Linked DNA regions of Homo sapiens: region 2 is linked to region 1. Evidence: chromatin contacts called from ENCODE Hi-C data. All regions are on one chromosome and are shown on one strand. The core of a region is the stretch at or near the end of the contact, and the rest is flanking DNA. Distances in the headings are between cores, read along the strand shown. Region 1 has its middle 28 kb from the start of CYP4F8. Region 2 has its middle 30 kb from the start of CYP4F2.

Region 1 (6,395 bases), core at 1,622-4,121:
GAAGCCAGCAGACATGCTTGTCTTAGTTTGGGTTTCCTGGAAGTAGACCCTGATGCAAGGATTCAAGTGCAAATAATTTATTTAGAGGTGACCAAATTTCAACTGCCAGTTGTTTGTTTGGGAGGTAAGTCCAGGAAACACCAGTAGGACAGCTGAAAACTGAGACAGGAAAGGAAATGTAGCAATTAAAAGGAACTTATTTAAAATAGTTTCCACCATGGGCAGCCAAGGCTCAGCCCTCCATGGCACCTCTGGGAGACAGCATAGAACATGCACCTCAGAGTCATCCCACTCAGGGAAAAGGAGCTGGGGCATTTACCCACCAATACTCACCACCCATTGTTGAGGGCTGCTTCCAAGGACATGAGAATGTGCTGCCTGCACTGCAAGGGTCAGACATGGGATCAAGGGCATGAAAATGTGCTGCCTGCACTGCAAGGGCCAGATGTAAGGTCAAGGGCATGAGAATGTGTTGCCTGTATTGCAAGGGTCAGATGTGGGGTCAAGGGCATGAGAATGTGCTGCCTGCACTGCAAGGGTCAGGCCTGGGGTCAAGGACAGTGGCTGTGATAGTGGCTCCAGTCATGAATAGGAACACAGCCTGGTGTAGACAGCTACAGTGGCTCAGTGACAACAACATACACACACTCACACATGCATACCACACTCAGACACTCAGTCGCCAACACGGTGTAATACAGACATATGCACATGTGATCACAGCCACCCATGCACACAATTACATACACTCACAAACACACTTGCACACGCTGTGAATGCAGTCCCACAGATACAGTCACACACACACCTACAATCGCACACCCACACACATCCTCTCTCTCTCTCTCTCTCTGTCACACACACACAAACAAACACAGAGACAAACTAATAATCCAGACACCTGGGAGTCTGTTCTCCCCAAACTGTCCAGTGGTGCCTCCTTCACATTCAAGAGAGGAAGGAGGCCCCACAGCAACCGATGACAAGACCAGGCCTGAGCAGGCCTGAGTACGTTTTGTTGTTGCTGTTGTTGTTGTTGTCGTTGTTGTTATTTATTTTTATTTTTATTTTTTTTAGGTGGAGTTTCACTCTGTTGCCAGCCTGGAGTGCAGTAACAGGATCTCGGCTCACTGCAACCTCCGCCACCCAGGTTCAAGCGATTCTCCTGCTTCAGCCTCCCGAGTAGCTGGGACTACAGGCGTGCACCACCACGCCTGGCTAATTTTTGTATTTTTTAGTAGAGACGGGGTTTCACCATGTTGGATGAGCTGGTCTCGAACTCCTGACCTCGTGATCCACCCGCCTTGGCCTCCCAAAGTCCTTGGATTACAGGTGTGAGCCACTGCGCACAGCCCTGAGAATGTTTCTAGAATTACATACACAGGTGTAGCAGAATCCTAGAGGCCCACTGGCCCTCTGCCTCCCCACTCACTCTCTCTTTCATAAACCATCACTCCCCTTAGAGGAAGCTGAAAGCCTAGGTGGAGTGGGAAAAGAAACCTTTGACTGGCCGGCCGCGGTGGCTCACGCCTGTAATCCCAGCACTTTGGGAGGCCGAGGCTGCTAGATCACGAGGTTAGGAGATCGAGACTATCCTGGTTAACACGGTGAAACCCCATCTCTACGAAAAAATACAAAAAATTAGCCGGGCGTGGTGGCGGGCGCCTGTAGTCCCGGCTGCTCGGAAGGCTGAGGCAGGAGAATGGCGTGAACCCAGGAGGCGGAGCTTGCAGTGAGCCGAGATCGCGCCGCTGCACTCCAGCCTGGTTGACAGAGCAAGACTCCGTCTCAAAAAAAAAAAAAAAAAAAAAACAACCTTTGACTCTGCAAAGATAAGTCACTCTTTGAAGGAGTTTGCTGCAACTCCATGGATAGATCTAAAGGCAGAGGGTGAATTTGCTCTCTGTTCTGGAGCTGGGACATCCATCTTCTCCTGCCCTTGGACATGAGAACTCCAGGTTCTCAGGCCTTTGGACTCAGATGCAGCTACCCCACCAGGCATCCCTAGTTCTCCAGCTTACAGAGAGCATCTTGTAGAACTTCTCAGCCTCCCTAATCACAAGAGACGATTCCTGTAATAAATTCCCTATTCACTCTACCTCCCTTTCCAGATAGATGGATAGATACAAACATAGATAGAGATATATTCTATTGATTCTGATTCTAAGGAGAACCCTAAGATCGCAGGTCTGCCTGCAGCCTCTGGCTGTGGTGCAGCCTCAGCAGTAAACAGTGTCTAGATTCTGCATGGATAAAGGGAAGCTCTGCTTCCTCCTGTTCCTTCTGTATCAGGGACATCTCCAAGCCCCAAGGGTGCATTCCAGGGCAGAGGGAGAAGACACACTGTCTGCCAACAGAGAGGTCTGTTTTGGCTTGAGAGGAAATGTATTCTTTTCCTGAGAGTGGTTCCAGCCCATGGAGAGTCATATGGAGTGGGCTCCACAAGGGCAGTTTGTGGGCAGCAGTGTGGCCTCAGGATATGCGCTAGGGCTGGTCCCCAAATCCTTTCATGTTCTGGCTGGTCCACCCGGGCTTCAGTTCCTCTCATGGAAAAGGGTCTATACATAGGAACCTTCCCTTCTCAGCAGCCTGCAGAGGAGCAGAGGTGACCCTAACTGTCCATCAGGATGGTGGCTCCCACCTGGGAGCAGCTTCTGCACCAGGCTCTGTACTAGTGTGTCCTGTGCACCATCCCACTGCCCTTGTGAACAGGCCCATCAATCTTGCCATTTACAAATGAACACACCGAGGCCGCATCCCCCAAAGGTAAGAGCAGGCCTAAGTCAGAGGGCAGGGTATGGTGGAGAGAAACGGACAAGAGTCGGCTTCTGAAAGGGGAAGTGAGCGGCCACCTTTTATCCGGGTTGGGCAACATGGCCCGTTGGGACATCTTAGTGAAAGGGAGCAAGAGGAAGGTGGCTCCAGAAGGGGAAGAGTTGGGTTGCATAAGTGCAAGTCAGATGGTGGCAGTAATGAAAGACATTAGCAGAGTGAGAGGAGCTGGAACGTGACCGTGGGGTCTGTTCTGAAAACAGAGATCAATCAAGAGGCCAAATCAAATCCAAATTCCATCTGCTCCCTCCTGCCAGCTCAAAGTCCAGGATTTCTGGGTGATGTGCAGTTCTTTTTTTAATTTTTTTTTTTTTGAGATAGAGTCTCGCTCTGTTGCCCAGGCTGGAGTGCAGTGGTATAGTCTCAGCTCGCTGTAATCTCCACCTCCCAGGTTCAAGCAATTCTACTGCCTCAGCCTCCCAAGTAGCTGGAACTACAGGCACGTGCCACCATGCCCAGCAAATTTTTGCATTTTTAGTAGAGATGGGGTTTCGCTATGTTGGTCGGGCTGGTCTCCAACTCCTGATCTGAAGTGATCCACCCACCTCGGCCTCCCAAAGTGCTGGGATTACAGGAATGAGCCACTGCACTCGGCCTTGATGTGCGGTACTCTGCTTCACATTTTGATGTGGGCTTGTGTGGTGTGGAAATCTATAAATTTAATAGCAATTATCAGTTCTAACGCATCCCAGAGTGGAGCAATCACTGGATCATGACAATTTAACATTCTGTTTTACACTTGTTGCTTCCATTAATAGCAAACTAAGTTATTTGGATCAAAATTCCAGCATTTTTAAAAAGCTGGATGCAGCTGGGTGTGGTGGCTCACGCCTGTAGCCCCAGCACTTTGGGAGGCTGGGGTGGGCGGATCACTTCAGGTCAGGAGTTCGAGACCAGCCTGGCCAACATGGTGAAACCCCATCTCTACTAAAAATACAAAAATTAGCCAGGCATGGTGGCAGGAGCCTGGAATCCCAGCTACTCAGGAGGCTGAGGCAGGAGAATCACTTGAATCCGGGAGGTGGAGGTTGCAGTGAGCCGAGATCAAGCCACTGCACTCCAGCCTGGGCAATGGAATGAGACTCTGTCTCAAAAAAAGAAAAAAAAAAAAGGTAGATGCTTCTTCAATTCTTCATATAAATAAATGACATGAAAAGACAGTGAAACAATAGCGAAGACATGTAATCAACCCAAATGCCCATCAGTGATAGACTGGTTAAAGGAAATGTGGTACATATACACCATGGAGTATTATGCAGCCATAAAAAGGAACAAGACCAGGTCCTTTGCAGGGACATGGATGGAGCTGGAAGCCATTATCCTCAGCAAACTAACACAGGAACAGAAAACCAAACACTGCATGTTCTCACTCATAAGTGAGAGCTGAACAATGAGAACACATGGACACAGGGAGGGGTACAACACACACTGGGGCCTGTGGTGGGGGCAGGAGGAGGGAGAGCATCAGGACAAACAGCTAATGGATGTGGGGCTGAATACCTAGGTGATGGGTAGGTATCACCATGCAGCAAATCACATTGCTGCAGTCACATTGCAGCAAATCACCATGGCACACATTTACCTATGTAACAAACCTGCACGTCCTGCACATGTATCCCAGAACTTAAAATAAAATAATTTTTTTAAAAAAAGAAGAGTGAAAAATCACAAAAACATGATTCAAATAATAACAGAAACCTAGAGATAAAGTGAATATAAACTATACCTTCTCTCTGAAGGCACTTCTCAAATCAGGAAAATTTGAAACTCTTTTAACGGTTTTGTGATTGCAGGAAAAAAAAAATTCTAAGCCTAGGTGTGATACAAGGAGGGAAAATGGTAAAAATCCCCTCCTTGCATATGTGGAGACCTCAAAGGGCTACATCTCTCAGAGTGAGAAAAAAATAAAGCAAAACAGCTTGCAAGTGTGATTTCAGCTTAAATTTAAACCTCCTGGGTGACCTTGGTCACCACAAGCCTAGAGGGTCATGAACATAAACCTCAACCAGCAGTCCTCCAAAGACTGCTCCCTAGACAAAGCTGCCTTCTTCTGGCTGAGCACAGTGGCTCACGCCTGTTAATCCCAGCACTTTCAGAGGCCAAGGCAGGCGGATCACTTGAGGTCAGGAGTTCGAGGCCAGCCTGGCCAACATGGTGAAACCCCGTCTCTACTAAAAATGCAAAAAATTAGCCGGGCGTGGTGGCGGGCGCCTGTAGTCCCAGCTACTCGGGAGGCTGAGGCAGGAAAATGGCGTGAACCCGGGAGGCAGAACTTGCAGTGAGCCGAGATCACGCCACTGCACTCCAGCGAGGGCGACAGAGTGAGATTCCGTCTCAAAAAAAAAGAAAAAAAAAATTAGCCGGGGGTGGCGGCAGTCACCTGTAGTCCCAGCTACTTGGGAGGCTGAGGCAGGAGAATCGCTTGAACCCAGGAGCAGAGGTTGCAGTGAACCGAGATCTTGCCACTGCACTCCAGCCTGGGTGACAGAGCAAGACTCTGTTTCAGAAAAAAAAAAAAGAGAGAGAGAACTCTGCCTTCTTTAAATCCTACGAATATTATTTCTAATATGCAAATATGGCAGCCAATACCAGGCAAAGATAACCGAAACACTGACCCCATGACAAAAATGACAGTCATTGTAATAGATACAGGTACTTTCAATGATCAGACACACTGTAAAACAACCAGGCTTATTATTGTTTAATAAGTGCAGTCGTTTAAGAACAATGAAAACGGTGAAGAACCCTGAGGTGAGAGGAAAAAAAACAACTGGATGTATTAGGAGATGAGAATTGAGATCGAGGGGCGGGGATGTAGTGCCGCTCTGGTTTTCCTCAGTGACTCAGAGCCTCAAACCTGCCCCATAGGTGCCTCCTCAACCCTGGTCCCTCTCCTGCTCAAACACCCGCCATGGCTCCCTATCGCCCACAGGATACTGTCCCCACCTGCGCTCTGGGACAACCCGCCCTCAGCACGGGGCCACTGTGCTCAACCAGAGAGGCTGTCAGGGTCTTGGCTCAGAAATACTCCGCCTTCCCCTCGCCAGGCCCTGGATCCCTGCAGTTCTCCGACGCCCCCTGCTGGCTGTCTGTGGGACTCAGGCACAGATTGATTCCCCGGAATCTGCAAAGGTGCCTGAGGAGGGCGCGGGTGGCTCTGAGACCTGACAGTGGTGGGTCACTGCAGATCCGCGCTCAGGGGCTCCACCCGTAGCCAAAGTCCATCCTCCGCGCGCACGATCAGCTCCAGCTTCCTGCGGGGCTCCGCGTGGTCCGGCAGGACGCGGAAGCGCAGCAGCGTGAGCGCCAGGACCACCTTCATCTCAGCCATGGCGAACGTCTGGCCGATGCAGTTCCCGGGGGAGGGGGTGGGGACTCTGACTGTGCCCAGGACCCCCATCCCGGCCCCATCGCGCCGGGAACCTCGTCTGGGACTCCCAACCCCACCCAGATCCGATTGAGGGGCAGAGAGAGGGACTCTGTGCCTGGGACCCCCATGTGGGCTTGCATATCCTCCGAGCCTGGCTTAGACTCCAGCCCCCAGACCAGCAGACGTAGGAGTG
Region 2 (5,972 bases), core at 894-3,393, 280 kb before region 1:
TTCTGGGTCCCTGATGCTGCACAGGCAGCCTGTCCAGCAGATGCTACCTGAGCACCCCTCCCTCCCAACTGTGTGCCAGGTGCTCTCATAAGAGTGTCGGGGGGAAGGTGCATCCCCATCCTTTCACCTCTAAGTTCCTCCTCCATTCCCAGCACAGGCCTCCCTGGCCCATTTTTGGGGGGGTCAGGGTCAGGGTCATCCCTTTTGGCTCTAGAGATTCAAAGCCAGACCACTGGATGCAAACACCACCCAAAGGCATGGGATCTGGAGCCGGACTGCTTGGGCTCAAGCCTCAGCTCTGCTGTGTGACTTGGGCAAGTTAATTCCCTTCTCTGTGCTTTGGTTTCCCAACCATATAATGGAGACAACAGCACCTACGTCAGACTCATCCCAGGGACTAAATATAAGGGGCTCAGAGCTGTGCCACTTTATAGAAAATGCACTATAAACGTGGCCATTATTACTTCCTGCCTCAGAAAGCCTGGCTCTTGCAGATCTCAAAAGGTCTTTTGAGACTGTTATTTGTGTATCTTGGAAATCAATGGCAACAATTTTTTTTTTTTTTTTGAGACAGAGTCTCACTCTGTCACCCAGGCTAGAGTGCAGTGGTGTGATCTCGGTTCACTGTGACCTCTGCCTCCCGGATTCAAATGATTCTCCTGCCTCAGCCTCCTGAGTAGCTGAGATTACAGGTGCACACCACCACGCATGGCTGATTTTTGTATTTTCAGTAGAGATGGGGTTTCACCATGTTGTCCAGGCTGGTCTCGAACTCCTGGCTTCAAGTGATCTGCCTGCCTTAGCCTCCCAAAGTTCTGGGATTACAGGTGTGAGCCACCATGCCTGTCCGGCAAGAATTCTTTTTGTTTCTTTGTTTTGTTTTGTTTTTTGTTTTGAGACAGAGTCTTGCTCTGTCACCCAGGCTGGAGTACAGTGGCACAATCTCGGCTCACTGCAACCTCCGCCTCCTGGGTTCAAGCCATTCTCCTGCCTCAGCCTCTGGAGTAGCTGGGATTACAAGCGCGTGCCACTACGCCCGGCTGATTTTTGTATTATTAGCAGAGACGGGGTTTTGCCATGTTGGTCAGGCTGGTCTCGAACTTCTGACCTCCTGATCTGCCTGCCTCGGCCTCCCAAAGAGTTGGGGATTACAGGCGTGAGCCACTGCGCCTGGCCAAGAATTCTAACGTGTGCTCATTGAATGAGCTCTGCCTGCCCTCTCTGCTGTGCATATAGGAGGCGCTTCTTTTTTTTCTGAAAGCGATGGGGGCACATGGAAGTGCAAGGGGGTGGGAGCTGAAGGAAACCTCAGTGAATGTCTCCCAATAAGATCCTGCTACAAACATTTATCTCTTAGCATAAGGGACTCGGCACCACTGATCCCTGCAGACCCCTCAAACCTCCTTCCCAGCTGCTCTCCCTCCCTCTCTGCACTTGGCCGCCCTGGGCTCAATTCTGATTCCCTAATAGACTCTCTGTTCTTCTCTCACAGCCTTTGGATTTGCGGTTCCCTGTGCTTGGAATGCTTTTCTCCCAGCTCTTTTGTGACTGAGTCTCATCTGATTCCAGGATTGGCTGAAATGGCACCTTTTCATCCAAGCTCTTCCTCCTCTATCTAAACAGCCCCCCATCCCAGATAATTTTTATCCCATGATCAGTTTTTGTCATAGCATTTTATTGCTCTGAGAGAGTGTTTGTTTCCTAGTTTATTGAAAGCAGATAGGGTACGCAATCCTTTATCGTTTGTCTTCTTCATCGAGCTGCAAGTTCCATAAGGCAGAGAGATCTCTTTTGTCCTGTCTGTTCTTGTTCTGTTTATTCAATTATAGTAGATTCTGTTAGAGCTCTGCCTGTAACTCTTTGCATATTGCTGTTGCAATATTTACTATCCTGTCTTCCAACTGCCAACGTCTCTTTGCTGCAGAGCTTCCTGTAGCTGGATCTCACTCTGCCTCTCAGACAAGCCCAGAAGTGTTGGGAAATTAACCTCTCATTGATTGGTTCTTAACCAAGGACTGATGGTTGCTGGCAGATGAATCCTTCAACCCCCCACCCTCCAGCCCTTTTCCTGGAATAACTCAGTGCATTCCCTACACTGTCCTCTAGAGGTTCCCAGTGAACCGCACCCCCTCTCCGATTAAGGCTCACACTTAACAATAGGCCCAACACCAGGCTCTTTATCTCAATCTGCTTCTGGAGACCCATCTAAGACACCTGCTTGAAGAGAGCCTAGACATAATTCAGTAAATATTTCTCCTTCTCTCCCCTCCCCCGCCCCTTCCTTCCCCTCTCTAATGACCAATAATGTTGAGCATCTTTTCCTGTGCTTCCCAGTGTTTAAAACAGCATTTTTAGCCTGGACGCGGTGGCTCACACCTGTAATCCCAGCACTTTGGGAAGCCGAGGTGGGTGGATCACTTGAGGCCATGAGTTTGAGGCCAGCCTGGCCAACATGGCGAAACCCCATCTCTACTAAAAATACAAAATATGTAGCCAGGCATGGTGGCACACGCCTGTAGTCTCAGCTCCATGGGAGGCTGAGGCAAGATAATCACTTGAACCTGGTTGGTGGAGGTTGCAGTGAGCCAAGATTGCGCCACTGCACTCCAGCCTGGGCAACAGAGTGAGACTATCTCAAAAAATAAAATATAAAATAGCATTTTTTTTTTTTAGATGGAGTCTCACTCTGTCAACAGGTTGGAGTGCAGTGGCGTGATCCCCCTCCACTCCCCTCCTTTTGTTTTTGCTCTTTCTTTTTTCCTTCCTTTCCTTTCCTTTCCCTTTCTTTCTTTCTCTTTTTTCCTCTTTCTTTCTTCTTCTATCTCTAGCTCTCCTTCCTTCCTTCCTCCCTCCCTCCATCCATCTCTCCCTTCTTCCTTCCTCCCTCCTCCCTTTCTTTCTTCTTTCTTTCTCTCTTTTTCTTTCTTTTTTCTTTCTTTCTTCCTTCCTTCCTTTCTTTTTCTTTCTTCTCTCTCTTTCTTTCCTTCTTTCTTCTTTCTCTCTCTCTCTGTCTCTCTCTTTCTCTCTCTCTCTCTCTCTTCCTTTCTTTTCATCTCACTCTGTCGCCCAGGCTGGAGTACAGTGGTGCAGTCTTGGCTCTCTGCAACCTCTGTCTCCCGGGCTCAAGAGATTCTCGTGCCTAAGCCTCCTGAGTACCTAGGATTACAGGTGTGTGCCACCACGCCTAGCTAGTTTTTGTATTTTTAGTAGAGACGGGGTTTCGCCATGTTGGCCAGGCTAGTCTCAAACTCTTGGTCTCAAGTGATCTGCCCGTCTCAGCCTCCCAAACTGCTGGGATTATAGGTATGAGCCATCACCCCCAGCCGGTTCAGTAAACATTTCTGAATAAATGACAAACACGATCAACACTAGTACCACACGATATCGCTATTTATTTGTCAGAAATATTGCTTCTAAACTTCTCCCCAGACTCACCCCCAAGAAGTTGGCTAGAACTTGAGCAGTTGTCCTTTAATTGCGATTTATTTCATGAACAGGTAACATATGATTTTAACGTGGTTGTCATAAGGAAGTGCTGATAGGCAAGGTATCTGGGAGTGACGCTGACACAGTTGGGTCCCAGTCGGACTGTGCTTCTGTATGATAAACTCCAATTGTATAGTTCATTTGTGCTTTCAAAAGGTACTTATTAAGGCCAGGCACACTGCACTCCATCTTGGGCAACAGAGTGAGACCCTGTATCTTAAGAAAAAAAAAAAAAAAAAGGACTCACACCTGTAATCCCAGCACTTTGGGAGGCCGAAGCGGGAGGATCACTTGAGGTTGGGAGTTCAAGACCAGCCTGGCCAACATGGTGAAACCTCGTCTCTACTAAAAATACAAAAATTAGCCGGGTATGATGGTGCATGCCTGTAGTCCCAGCTACTTTACTAGGGAGGCTGAGGCAGGAGCTTTGCTTGAACCCGGGAGGTGGAGGTTGCAGTGAGCTGAGATCATACCACTGCACTCCAGCCTGGGTGACAGAGTGAGACTCTGTCTCAAAAAAAAAAAAAAAAAAGATATTTATTAAGTGCTTAAGCCTGTGTAATAGTTGTCTATTACTATGTAACAAGTCAGCCCCCCACCAAAACATAGTGACCTAAAACAACAAATATCAGGATTAGGGCATTATATTTCAATACATTGGAATTATTTAGAAGACTGTGATACTCAATATAAATATGAGAAAGAGTCTCACTCTGTTGTTTTTGTTGTAATTGGTTTTTGGGATTTGCCAAAAATTATTTGCCAAGGCTGATGTCAAGAAGGATGTTTCTTAGGTTTTCTTCTAAGATTTTAATACTTTGAGGTCTTACATTTAAATCTGTAATTCATCTCGAGTTAATTTTTGTACATGGTGAAAGGTCAGGGTCCCGGTTCATTCTTCTGCACATGGTTAGCCAGTTATCCCACGAACATTTATTGAATAGGGAAGCAGCCAACAAACAAATGAAAAAATGTTCCTCTTCGTTAATCATCAGACAAATGCAAGTCAAAACCACAATAAGATTCCATCTCACACCCGTCAGAATGGCTGTTACTAAAAAGTGAAAAAAAAAAAAAACAACCAAATACTGGTAAAATTGCAGAGAAAAGGGAACACTGCTGGTGAGAATGTAAATTGGTCTAGCCACTGTGGAAAGCAGTTTGGAGATTTCTCAAAGAACTTTAAACAGAGCTACCATTTGACCCAGCAATCCTATCAGTGGGTATCTACCCAAAAGAAAATACGTTATTCTACTAGGTAGACACATGCACTTGTGTGTTTACTGCAGCACTACTCACAATAGCAAAGATGTGGAATCAGCCTAGGTGCCCATCAACAGTGGATTGGATATTTTTTTCCTTTTTTGAGATGGAATCTCTCTCTGTTGCCCAGGCTGGAGTGCAATGGTGTGATCTTGGCTCACTGCAACCTCCGTCTCCTGGGTTCAAGTGATTCTCCTGCCTCAGCCTCCCGAGTAGCTGGGACTACAGAGACCCACCCTCACGCCCAGCCAATTTTTGTATTTTTAGTAGAGACAGGGTTTCACCATGTTGGCCAGACTGGTCTTGAACTCCTGACCTCAGGTGATCTGTCTGCCTCGGCCTCCCAAAGTGCTGGGATTACAAGTAGGAGCCACCGCACCTGGCCTGTATTCATTTTTTTAAAATATCATTTTACGTTCAGGGGTACATGTGCAGGTTTGTTACACAGGTAAACCTGTGTCACGGGAGTTTGTTCTACAGATTATTTTTGTTACCCAGGTATTAGGCCTAGTACTCATTAGTTATTTTTCCTGATCCGCTCACTCCTCCTACCCTCCAGCCTCCAATAGGCCCCAGTGTGTGTTGTTCCCCTCTATGTGTCCGTGTGTTCAAATCATTTAGCTCCCACTTATAAGTGAGAACATGTGGTATTTGGTTTTCTGTTCCTACGTTAGTTTGCTTAAGATAATGGACCCCAGCTCCATCCATGTTCCTACAAAGGACGTGATCTTGTTCTTTTGCATGGCTGCACAGTATTCCATGGTGTATCTGTACCACATTTTCTTTATCCAGTCTATCATTGATGGGCATTTAGGTTGATTCCATGTCTTTGCTATTGTGAATAGTGCTACGATAAATATTCTCATGTGTGTGTCTTTATGGTAGAATGATTTATATTCCTTTGGATGAATACTCTATAATCAGGTTGCTGGGTCAAATGGTAGTTCTGTTTTTAGCTCTTTAAGGAATCGCCACACTGCTTTTCACCATGGTTGAACTAATTTACACCCCCCACCAACAGTGTATAAGGATTCCGTTTTCTCTGCAACCCCCTGCCCCCAGCATCTGTTATTTTTTGGCTTTGTAGTAATAGCCATTCTGACTGATGTGAGATGGAATCTCATTATGGTTTTGATTTGCATTTCTCTAGTGACCGGTGATGTAAAGATTTTTTTTTCATATGCTTGTTGGCCACATTAAAACTACAAGTAGCTACCTAGCTG

Evidence for each region. Hi-C counts contacts between places; a loop is a spot of excess contacts on that map. Pooled maps may share reads with other maps.
Region 2: a map of aorta shows a loop between it and region 1 (14-fold over the local background). The contact joins two enhancer-like sites. A Hi-C loop is called at or near these places in 8 of 168 maps with a recorded cell type or tissue (CD4-positive, alpha-beta T cell, CD4-positive, alpha-beta memory T cell, aorta and 4 more), 3 of 37 single-sample maps with no recorded cell type and 22 of 50 pooled maps.

Annotation. Positions count from the first base shown.
Region 1 is chr19:15,584,352-15,590,746 of GRCh38, reverse strand. It overlaps the pseudogene CYP4F23P. Among named protein-coding and RNA genes, the nearest start is that of CYP4F8, 28 kb to the left of the region's middle. RefSeq lists a silencer at 5,954-6,033. Within about 2 kb of position 2,871, at least 3 of the 41 ENCODE cell types and tissues checked have a DNase peak (open chromatin) inside an H3K27ac peak, as active enhancers do.
Region 2 is chr19:15,865,367-15,871,338 of GRCh38, reverse strand. No RefSeq gene overlaps it. Among named protein-coding and RNA genes, the nearest start is that of CYP4F2, 30 kb to the left of the region's middle. Within about 2 kb of position 2,143, at least 4 of the 41 ENCODE cell types and tissues checked have a DNase peak (open chromatin) inside an H3K27ac peak, as active enhancers do.